Linked DNA regions of Homo sapiens: all the other regions are linked to region 2. A link is a contact called in ENCODE Hi-C or POLR2A ChIA-PET data. All regions are on one chromosome and are shown on one strand. The core of a region is the stretch at or near the end of the contact, and the rest is flanking DNA. Distances in the headings are between cores, read along the strand shown. Region 1 holds the start of SLC16A3 (solute carrier family 16 member 3). Region 2 holds the start of PCYT2 (phosphate cytidylyltransferase 2, ethanolamine). Region 3 holds the start of CCDC57 (coiled-coil domain containing 57).

The links. A loop is a pair of places that touch in the nucleus more often than their neighbours do. ChIA-PET counts read pairs that join two places held with the same protein, here RNA polymerase II (POLR2A). Pooled maps may share reads with other maps.
Region 1: a loop to region 2 is called in a pooled map, with 4 times the contacts of the local background. The contact joins the promoter of SLC16A3 here to the promoter of PCYT2 in region 2. A Hi-C loop is called at or near these places in 1 of 168 maps with a recorded cell type or tissue (CD8-positive, alpha-beta T cell), 3 of 37 single-sample maps with no recorded cell type and 4 of 50 pooled maps. POLR2A ChIA-PET finds 5 or more read pairs at or near these places in 3 of 52 experiments (A673, AG04450 and Panc1).
Region 3: a pooled map shows a loop between it and region 2 (4-fold over the local background). The contact joins the promoter of CCDC57 here to the promoter of PCYT2 in region 2. A Hi-C loop is called at or near these places in 1 of 168 maps with a recorded cell type or tissue (CD8-positive, alpha-beta T cell), 4 of 37 single-sample maps with no recorded cell type and 8 of 50 pooled maps. POLR2A ChIA-PET finds 5 or more read pairs at or near these places in 3 of 52 experiments (A673, AG04450 and activated B cell).

What each region holds. Positions count from the first base shown.
Region 1 is chr17:82,226,937-82,230,360 of GRCh38, reverse strand. SLC16A3 (solute carrier family 16 member 3) reads right to left here and starts at 1,319. Exons shown (of 5, transcript NM_004207.4): 1 at 1,255-1,319. RefSeq lists silencers at 854-903, 914-1,073, 1,194-1,513, 1,674-1,813, 1,864-1,943 and 1 more.
Region 2 is chr17:81,910,122-81,913,862 of GRCh38, reverse strand. PCYT2 (phosphate cytidylyltransferase 2, ethanolamine) reads left to right here and starts at 2,464. Exons shown (of 13, transcript NM_002861.5): 1 at 2,464-2,596. The coding sequence starts at 2,508. SIRT7 (sirtuin 7) reads left to right here. Exons shown (of 10, transcript NM_016538.3): 9 at 1-89; 10 at 1,249-1,924. The coding sequence ends at 1,447. RefSeq lists silencers at 2,111-2,280, 2,311-2,600, 2,761-2,900.
Region 3 is chr17:82,210,769-82,214,389 of GRCh38, reverse strand. It overlaps CCDC57 (coiled-coil domain containing 57), which reads left to right and starts at 1,548. Exons shown (of 19, transcript NM_001394669.1): 1 at 1,548-1,605. RefSeq lists an enhancer at 195-1,137 and a silencer at 1,088-2,007.

The sequences.
Region 1 (3,424 bases), core at 70-2,569, 320 kb before region 2:
ACCCCAGACTCTGTCCACACCATGGGGCCCTGGGGGACAGACGCTGCACGTGCCACGGCAGAGCCCCCATGCACTCAAAGCCTCTCTGGGGGCAGACACCCCCCCACGGCCTCCTAGCACCTCCTCAGTTCCTTCCCTCCATGAGGGAGTCGAGCCCAGCCGCCTCCACACCACGCTGGCGGAATAGACCCTCCTTCAGCAGGGTCAGGCCAGCACCCACCTGACTTCCAGGCCTGTGCAGTGAAGCTGGGACCTTGGACTCCCCGGCCCCAACAGACACAAGACCTCCCACCCTTGTGCTCAGCATGGACAAGCCCCTGGGCCTTGGGGTGGGCCAACTGCCATTTCCCGCCCAGCAGGCCTGACTCTGGCCATCACCAGGAGAGGGACCCTTTCAGCCCATGCCTCTGGGACAGAGAGGAGGACAGCCGCCCCTCGGCTCCCCCCATCGTCCCTCACCGACTCCAGCCACCCCTGGAGGCCCCGGCCAGAGCTAAGGGCTTCCCTTCCACTCTGCGGCTCCTGTCTCTTGACTGGCCCAACACCCAGGGAGGCTCCTGACCAACCCACTTTTCGTATAGGGAAACTGAGGCGTGGGTTAGGAAGTGGGAGGCTACCAAAGGCTGCGCCTGGTTTTCCCACGAGCTGGGGGCCAGGGGTGGAGGTAGGGCGAACCCAGGGAGCCCAGCCTGGCTCTGGAGAGGGTCCCCCACTTCCCTGCACGGTCTCGGGCTGTTAGTCATTGCCCAAGGGCGGGTGTGGGTCGGGGAGTGTTCAGGGTGTTGCGAACAGGGGAAAGCGCCACGGCCCGAGCGCAAGTGCTCCCCACTCCCTCGGGGAGGCCACCCATACAGGGAGGGCTGCAGCAGCCCCACCAAATATAGCCCGCGCCCCCCGCCACCGCGGACCGAGCTATTTATACCCGGACCGGGCTTGGCCGCCGGCGCAGCCATCTCCTGGCCCGAGCCCAGCCCCTGAGGGCAGCCCGACGGGTGGGCGCCGGGCCGGACCGGGGGAGACGAGACTGGGCAGCCAGGTATGCGAGGGCGCGGAGGGGCGCGGCTGGCTCTCGGGAGCCCTCGGTGGGGCCCGCTCGGGGTCGAGAAGGCTAGTCCATGCCCCGGGCGCCCCCGGACCTGATGGACAAAGTGGGCGGGGTGGGGGTGAGAGCGCGGACCCCGAGGTCGCCCCCTTGCCCGGCACGGGGGAGCTCCTGGGCCCCGGCCCGCGCGCGAGCATCGCGGCCGCGCCTACCTGCCGCCGCTGGGCCGCCTCAGCCCGCCTCTCGCCGCCTCTCGCCGCCTCTGCCCGCCTCTGCCGGTCCGCTCCGCGCCGGGGGCGACTTTAAGTGCTCGGGTCGCTGGCGCGGCACGTCCCCCGCGCACGTCACCGCCTGGCGCCGCCCCTGCGCGCCCCGCCCGGACCCCGCGCCGCCTCCGGACGGGCTCCCGGGCCGCAGCTCCCCGACGGCGCGTCCCGCAACCCCGCCGGGCCCAGGGACCCCCCCAACCGGAACCGGCCCCGTCGGCGCCCCCGGCCCGGAGCTGGCCCGCCCCCTCTGCTCCTCGGGACTGGGTCTTCCCGGCCTCGCCTCCCCCGGAGTCCAGGCTCGCTTCGCCCCTCCGCCCCGCCGTCCCTCCGTTTCCCCGCCTCGGAGCGCAGCGCGGCAGGTCCCAACGTCCTCCAGGGCAGCGACCCCTCGCCCCCCAACGCCGGGGCCCCTTTGGTGGGGAGGTGCGCGCGGGTCCCGTGGGGTTCCGGCCGCCTGGCTCAGCTCCGGGGCCCACATCCTCCCTCTCTGAGGCCACGTCCGACCTGTCCCCCTTCAGACCTCCGCTTCCTCTCCGGTCCCGGTGCGGACGGCGGCTCTTCCTGGCTAGGGGAGCGGCCCGCGGCCTGCGCTGCCTGGATGTGGGGCACGGCCTCGCCCTCCCTGAACTTCCGTTTCCCCAGGTGGCTCCGCGCCCTGCGGGGCCCTACAAAGCCACCGACTCCAGCCCTGCGCCCCTGCCCCGCCCCTCTCGCGGCCCAGAACCCGACGCGGAGGCCGGGGCGGCTCCCACCTTCGGGGAGGCGAGGGCTGCCCACCCGCTGGACCTCGTGAGGTGCTTCTCCCAGCCTGTTTTCTCTCATTTGCAACATGGAAATAACGGGCCGCTTTGGGTGCTGAGGTTTGAGGTGGCTCCAGGGAGTAAGGCCTTTGTTGGCCTGGACCAAGGAGTCTAGTTGTCAGGGCCACCCTGCCAGGGCCACAGGAATGCTTTAACTGGCCCCTCCCGGACCCGGGGGCTTCGGGGACCGAGGCACTGGTAAGCCCGTGCCTTCACACACAAAGGAGGCAGGGGGTATCAATGGAGGACCCCTCCAGAGGGCAAGGGGAGGCCACCCCTGACAGTGAGGCCGTGTGGGCCTTGGCTCTCCATCTGCAGCCCAGCCTTGCGGGACATCAGGTCCAGTAAGGCCGCCTGTTCTTTCTATGTAATGTTACAAGCCCACCCTCCCGCTGGCATTCACAGAGGCTGGGTCTGGCCCTCACCCCTACCTGGGGCCCAACCACCCCCATCCCCAAACATCAAGATGAGGGCACGTGCCTGTGAGCAGAACACAGGCCTGTGGCAAGTGGTGAGGGGGCCTCCAACTTCACAGATGAAGACTCTACTTAGTTGGCCCGTGCTGCTCCCGCCCAGGGCAGGTGGTGCTCCCGCCCAGGGCAGGTGGTGCTCCCGCCCAGGGCAGGTGGTGCTCCCGCCCAGGGCAGGTGGTGCTCCCGCCCAGGGCAGGTGGTGCTCCCATCTTCCTGCACCAGGCGATTCATCAGTTTCTGAGGAGGGAGAGCAGCAGAGGGGTGCGAGGCACCGTGGACAGCTGCGGGAATGGGTCCCCTATGGGGTATTGCCTGCCGGGGAGGCGAGGGTACCGTGCTCCCCATCCCAGATTGTTGAGTCACCAGGCCTGCCAGCTGGGCTTGGGGCCCCCACTGAAGCCACCGAGACACCTTCCACATCTGCCTACAGCTTGGCCCTGATCCCTGAACCCTGAACCCCCACCGTAGAGCAGCAACAGGGGGAGGGAGACAGAGCCAGAGAGCCTGGGACCTCACTGCCCCCTCCTGCCTCCTGAAGGACAAAGGGGCGCCCCTGCCAGGGCCAGGTTTTCTCCCAGCTGGGAAGACGCCCAGTCATCCCTCCAGGGGTCCCAGGGAGCACCTGTGGTTTGGTTCTGACCCCCAGGCCTGGCCCCCTCTTAGGCATGGCTTCCCCTGGGTGTGGGCCCCAGGACTGTCCACCCAGAGCTGGGGTGGAGCCTCCCTGCCCTCAGAGGGGAGGGGAGCAGGCAGGCCAGTCAGCACTGGCTCCCAGCAGAGAGGTCAAGTCTGTGGGCTTTGACTGGGGGGACTGGAAGACCACAGAGTGGTCACAGTGAT
Region 2 (3,741 bases), core at 1,215-3,714:
TGGGCTGCCCTGAAGCTACATGGGAAGTGTGATGACGTCATGCGGCTCCTCATGGCCGAGCTGGGCTTGGAGATCCCCGCCTATAGCAGGTGAGTGAGCCGCTGCAGCAGCCTGCTTCCCCGCACCTCTGTGTGCTGGGCCTTGTCTGTCTTCTCTCGTGAGCTGAGTGTGGAGGAAGCTCTGAGGTGTTTGCAGTGGTGCCTGAGGCATGACTGAAGCGTGGTGGTCTCCAGAGGGCCTGACCTCGGTGGTTGGCGGAGACCCTGCGTGTGCCACTCCTGCCCTGGCTGATGTGGCACACACAATCCCCGCGGGGAGAGGGATTCTGCCCGCGTGCTCCTGCTCCAGGCCTCCCCGTGGAGCTCTCCGAGATGCCTGGTGGGAAGCATCTGGAGGGGACGAGCACTCGGCAGCTCTGGTCAGACAGAATCTGTGTGCTTGGTTTTGGGAGTTGGCGTACTTTGGGAAAGCTTAAACAAACTGTGCCTTAATACAGAATTTGTGATAATTTAGACTTGGTGTATGTATTGAGTAAAAAGTTTACACTCTCTTTCTCTGTGAATTTTCAGGGTCTTATAGGGGAAATCAATAACTTCTTTTAATCAAAGGGTTCAAGAAATTAAGGATCCCTTCACCTTCTGGGCCTGGCACTTCTTGTATGTTATGTGTGTGGTGTTCTGTGATGTGGGCTATCGTGTACTGTATTTTTTTTTTACATTAACTTAGCTCATTTTCCTTATCAGTGCGTATCTGTATCTTAAGTTATGATCTGTGGTTCTGCATCTCCGTCAGACACATGCTTTCTTCACGGGGTCGTCTGTAGGCCACGCCTCCCTAGTCAGCTGGGAAGGGGGAGAGGGTCTGGTCCACCTGCCCCAGCGGTACAAGTGGAAGGTGGGGCCCAGAGTTGCTAGTGACTCATCCCTGGAGACGGAGGCAGCCCTGGGGCCACTGCTGCCCCACCCTGTGTGTGCACGCCGCTCAGTGGTGGACAAGGACACGGAGTTTTGAGGAGACCGAGCTAGTGTGGGTGCCGACCTTTGAGTCACCACCTAAGAGGTGACCTCTCCCACATCCGTTCTGCAGCTTGGTAACAATGAAGCTGCCGCCAACCAGAGCCCCGCCGCAGTTGACACGGGAGGGAAGGGGATGGGAAGGCAGGGACCGCAGACAGCTTTCCCGAGCTGGGGCAGGTGTGACTGCGAGAGGCTCCCAGGCCCGCCTGATGCCGCTTTCCCTTTTTGGCAGGTGGCAGGATCCCATTTTCTCACTGGCGACTCCCCTGCGTGCTGGTGAAGAAGGCAGCCACAGTCGGAAGTCGCTGTGCAGAAGCAGAGAGGAGGCCCCGCCTGGGGACCGGGGTGCACCGCTTAGCTCGGCCCCCATCCTAGGGGGCTGGTTTGGCAGGGGCTGCACAAAACGCACAAAAAGGAAGAAAGTGACGTAATCACGTGCTCGATGAAGAACAGTTGGCACTTTGCAGATGGCCAGTGTCACGGTGAAGGCTGGGTTGCCCCCACGGGTCTAGGGAGAACGAACTCTTTGGGGATGACATTTTCACCGTGACATTTTTAGCCATTTGTCCTTGAGGAAGCCCCTTGCACTGCTGCGGTTGTACCCTGATACGGCCTGGCCATCGAGGACACCTGCCCATCCGGCCTCTGTGTCAAGAGGTGGCAGCCGCACCTTTCTGTGAGAACGGAACTCGGGTTATTTCAGCCCCGGCCTGCAGAGTGGAAGCGCCCAGCGGCCTTTCCTCGCTCACCAGGCCAGTCTCAGGGCCTCACCGTATTTCTACTACTACTTAATGAAAAAGTGTGAACTTTATAGAATCCTCTCTGTACTGGATGTGCGGCAGAGGGGTGGCTCCGAGCCTCGGCTCTATGCAGACCTTTTTATTTCTATTAAACGTTTCTGCACTGGCTTCCGGTGTCCCCGAGTGGTCGGCGCGGGCTCCCCGGGCTCAGGTCTGCCGCCTGGCAGCTCGGTCGTGGCTTAAAACTCCCTTGGTTGGACAGGGGACAACTGTAGATTATTGTGCCAAAAAATAAGAAAAAAAACTCCCCTGGTTGGGACAGCGCCCCGTGGAGGTTCCCGGAGGTGGCGGCGGTGGGACGGTCCCCACGCCGCACTGCCCCGCCAGCCGAGCGCCAGGTGTGGGCGGTGCGGAGAGGCCAGGTGTGGGTCGGGGGGCGGGGCTCGGAAAGCGCGGCACACGCCATTGGCTGTGCGTTTGGAGGGGGCGGGACTCTGTCAGGGGCTCACGCCATTGGCCGTGCGCGGAGGTGCGGTGGGGCGCGGCCTTCGGGGGGTGGGGCTCGGGGCGGAGGGCGGGAGGCGGGGCGGGGGAGGCGGGGGCGGGGCTCGGGCCGAGCGGCGCACGCCATTGGCCGTGCGCAGCGGGTGAGGCCCGCGTGACGGCCGCTGAGCGTGCGCCTGGCGGGGCGGGCGGCGGCGCTCGGAGTCGCCGGGAGCTGCCAGGCTGTCCGCGCCGCCGCTGCGGGGCCATGATCCGGAACGGGCGCGGGGCTGCAGGCGGCGCAGAGCAGCCGGGCCCGGGGGGCAGGCGCGCCGTGAGGGTGTGGTGCGATGGCTGGTGAGCGCGGGGCCGGGGCGGGCCGCGGGGGCGCCGGGGCCGGCTTCCTTCCGGGGCGCCGCGCCAGCCGTTGCCCGGGGACCGGGCCCGCGTTCTGGGTGGCGTCCTCGTCCGGCATGGGCCGGGGCTGGCAGGCTGCGGGGCTCGCCTGCCGGGAGGGTCGGGCTGCAGAGGCTCCGCGCCCTGCCGTGGGCGACCCCGTCTACCTCTGGCGGAGGCCCCGCCCGGTCACGCCGACCTCTCCGGTGCAGCCACCGCGCTGAGATCTGGAGCCACGGCCTCCCTGCTTCTCCGTAACCACCAGCAACCAGCTTGCCCGGCTCCGGTCCAGGGGTTCCCCTGGCCTCCGGGCGAGCGTCCCTGTAGGTGGGCATCGGGTGCGACCTGCCTGTCCGGGACCCGCGGTGAAGCCCGCGGGCTCCCGGGTCCTCCTCCGCGGGGCTAGAATGCGATCGGTCTTCCCTGGCCAGTCAGAGGGCATTGTTTTAAGAAAAGTTTCGGGTTGTCAACAAGTGAAAGGAAGACGACCGTTACTGATAATTTGCTACCTCTGACCCTTTCACGTGCCTGCCGGATGGAATCCAGGAAGCAAGCGCCTCTATCTGATTAGCCCTTCCCAGGAGAGCAAGCAGGGCCTTGTCTTCTGTGTCCGAGTCACCTCTGGGAAAAGGAATGTGGCTTTGTGTCAGTGGACTTTGACCTTGCCCTGACCAGGCCCCAGCCCCATTCCAGACTGTGCTCCCCTGGCCCAGCCTCTGCCCCCTCCTCCCCTCCAGCCTGTCCAGTGGGTACATGGGCCCGCCAGATTTTACCCAGCATGTCTGCCGGGCTCCGCGCACTGTGGCAGGGGTGCTGGGAGGAAGCAGTGGTGTGCAGTGGAGCAACTCTGTGCACTGTGTGGGCTGCCAGGGTCACACCTCTCCCTGGAGAGGCAGGGACAGCTTTGTCCACTTGAGGGGATGGGCCGCTGCTGTAAAGAAGTGGCGAAGAAGCCAGGGCAGCGAGGCCCAGTTGGTGGCAGGGCTGTGTAGCTTTGGGCTTGAGAGTTCACGTGTTAGCAGACCTAGATTTGTGAATGAAAACTCTCGAGCCAGGTGGCAAGGCAGTGGCTGTTCACCCTTAGCGTTAAGCCTGCTGAGCTTGAG
Region 3 (3,621 bases), core at 299-2,798, 300 kb before region 2:
GCTTACCCAGGCCTGGTGGCTGCATCGTGGACATGGGGGCAAGGCAGCTCTCTGGGTGGGCAGAGGCAGGAGCTGAGGCAAGGATGTGGGCATCCTTTTGGGTACATCTAGTCCTAGAGCTGATCCAGGGGCCAGTCAAATGTGCAGCCAAAGTCGGGTCAACCCCAGCACTGTCCTGTGGGTGGGGGTAGCAGGGAGCCAACAGTCCAGGCCCTACATCCTGTTCTAATAGAGTGACAAGTCTGATGAGGCTGGGGGTGCACAAGCACTGAGAAGGCAGCAGGACAGGGAGCCAAACACATGGGGTGGTGGGGGAAACCAGGGAGCTGGACACAGGGTGGGGGGGTCCTGGGAGTTGGACACATGGGCCAGGTTGGGGGTCCAGGGAGCTAGACACAGGGGGTGGGGAGGGGAGTCCAGGGGACTAGACACAGAGTGGGGGGTGGGTCCAGGGGGCTAGACACACAGTGTGGGGGGTGGGTCCAGGGAGCCGGACATACACATGGGGTGGGGAGGGGGCATCCAGGGAACCAAGTCTAGGCAGAGGCAACTGGCGCAAAGGACCTGAGGCAGAAGAGGGTTTGGTGTGTGAGGCGGGACTGAGGACTGTGGGCGAGGGAGACAGCTCTACCAGGACGCATGGTTCGGGGAGGACAGGCTGCAGGGTGCCTGGGCTGCAGGCACGGCACGGAGAGGAGTGATCCAGTGTTAACAATGTGGGTGGAGGATGACACCAGACCCCTGGCTTATTGCCCCACCAGGGGAATTCCCAGACACCAAACACCCCCTCCACTCCCACGCAGAATTGCGGGCTGAGGGTTCGGGTGAGCCAGGCTGCTCTGTCCCGGGGCCGGGCTCTGTTCATCCATCCGCAGATGGATACGGACACGTGCCTTTTTCTGAGGATGTGAATGGTTGGGAATGGCTGTGCCTGAGGATGTTGTTCCCACAGGATGGTGGGGGCGACTTCGGGCCTCGGTGGGTCCCGACCCCCCTCCTTCCCCCAGTTCCCTAATCAGGGTCTGAGCGACCGCGCGCACGGCCCCTGGGCCCCGCCGGTCTCCGAGCCCGTGGGCAGCGCCGGGAACTCGTGCCCCGGTGGCCGCAGCCGACCCTTAGGCAGGACTTCGTGGCGCCCCCGGCCCGAACAGACCCCCACGGGCAGCCTCGGCCGCCCCGTGCTCCCTTCATCTCAGGGCAAAAGCTCAAGTCAACCCTTCGGGACCGCGAGCCGGGCGGCCTCAGGAAGCGGGCGCCTGGGGACCCTCGGCCGGGCCGGGGGCGGCGAAGGTGGGGGCGCCTCGCGCGGCGGAACCCGCCGTCCCCATAGCCCGGAGCCCCGTCCGGAGTCGCCCCGCTGACCGGTGAGGAGGCCGGGCTCCCTCCTTCGATCTGCGGCGGTGGTCGGGTCGGCCGGGGCGCCCCTCGGACCCGGGCGCAGCGCGGAACCCGGCGGGGCGGGAGGGGCCGGAACCTAGCGCCAGGGACCCCGTTTCCTGTCGGCGGGACCCGAGCGCTGCACCGAGCGCAGCCGGACGCGGCCGACTGACCCGGTCGCTGTGGCAACGCGGCGGGACCTGGCCAGCGCTGCTGGCGGGCGTTAGGGTGAGGTGCGGGCGGGCGGCGTGGGAGGCGTGGGAGGCGTGGGGGGCGCCGCTCCGACCACTCTTCCTGTAGAAAACCCCAGCAGCTGCCGTCCTGTCGGACGCAGCGCTTTGGTGGGGACCTGGAGCGCGAGGTCGACCCTCAGAGCTCGGCCAGGCCCGGACCGGGGATCCCCTCGCGGAGGCTGCGGCGGGGCGGGGCGGGGGTTGCGGCCGCGTGGAGCGGGAGCGTTCCCTCGGTCTCCCGTGGGTGACCTGGGGCGGTGGGCGCTGCCGACCAGGGCCCCGCAGCCCCGGGAGAATTCCCCGGGTTCCGCCGCCGGCAAGGACGGCTCCGCGCCCAGGCAGCCTTACAGTGTCTGTGAGTTTAAAAAAAAAAAAAAAAAAAGAGAGGAAAAAAAAAGGCCGGAGGCGGTGGTTCGCGCCTGTAATCCAGCACTTTGGGAGGCAGAGGCGGGCAGATTGCTTGAGGCCCGGAGTTCGAGACCAGCCTGGCCAACATGGTGAAACCCCCTCTCTACTAAAAATACAAAAATTATTGGGCGTGGTGGTGCACGCCTGTAATCCCAGCTACTCCGGAGGCTGAAGCAGGAGAATCGCTTGAACCCGATGTTGTAACTGAGGGAGTTATAGAGAGAACGCCACACTCTGAGACTACTCAGGAGTCCTGTATTGCCAGCGACTGACAGACTGCTAGAGCTGCAAATTCCCTCGGCCCCGAAGAAGGGGCTAGATTTCTTTTGATACCTTGGTCTAAATAGAGGAGGGGAGGCTAGCTGAAGCGATTTTTTTACAGAAGCAGAATAGGCAAAAAGTTAAAAGATAAATGGTTACAGAAACAGTTACAGGAAAATAAACAGTTCCAGGTACAGGGGCTTAAATTATCACAAAGTGATAAACGCAGGGGCTTTGGGTACCATCAACCGAGCGCGTTCCCAGGAGCTGCTGGTACAGCTTGCTCCAGTTTCTTATCAGTATTTTATCAGTAAGCGCATTCCTGGATGTGCTTGGAGTCAGCTTGCCCCAGTTATGTCCTTAAGGGACGGGGACAAGGGGCTGCAAGCGAAGAAACCAAAATGGTGTCTGTCCGGCCCTCTCAGCTAAGAGAGAGTCAGTCAGGTTAAAACAAAGTAGGGTACCACACCGAGAGGCGCAGGTTGCGGAGAGCCAAGATCGCGCCATTGCACTCCAGTCTGGGAGACAAGAGCGAAACTCGGTCTCAAAAAAAAAAAAAATTATCTGTAACTTAGAAAAAGGATACAAAAGGAGCACAGATTTCCCGTGTGCCTTTTGCCCAGAGCCCCTAGAATGCTGACCTCTTAGAGAACCACAGTTCATTCAGCAACATGTAGACGCTGGCGTTCATGTTGGTATCATCCCATGATCTGGTCTCCAGTATTTATTCTTGCTTAGCAGCTACCTCATGGATGACTTTACCGTGGTCCAGGATCCAATGATGAGTCCACTATTTTATAAAATGCCCCCCAGTTCGGGGGCATTTCTCTGATGTTTTGTCATAATTGATTTCATATTACTGATTTTTGGCAAGAAAACCTCAACAGGGAAATTGTGCCCTTCCCAGCGTCTTACGAGACACAGGATGCCCCTGGCTGTTGGTGCTAGTCACGTCCTGGGGGCTGAGGTGGTGTCTGCCAAGTGTGTCCATAAAGTTAGGGTCCTTCCCTTTGTAAATAATAAATATTTTGTGGGGAAATATCTTGCCACTATGTAAAAGATGATGTTTCTTTCTTTCTCTCTTTTTCTTTTTTTTTTTTCTTTTTTTTTTTTTTTTAAGACGGAGTCTCTCTTTGCCGCCCAGGCTGGAGTTCAGTGGCGCGATCTCGGCCCACTGCAACCTCTGCCTCCTGGGTTGAAGTGATTCTCCTGCCTCAGCCTCTCAAGTAGCTGGGATTACAGCCGCCCACCACCACCCCCAGCTAATCTGTGTATTTTTAGTAGAGACGAGGTTTCGTCATGTTGGCCAGGCTGGTCTCAAACTTCTGACCTCAGGTGATCC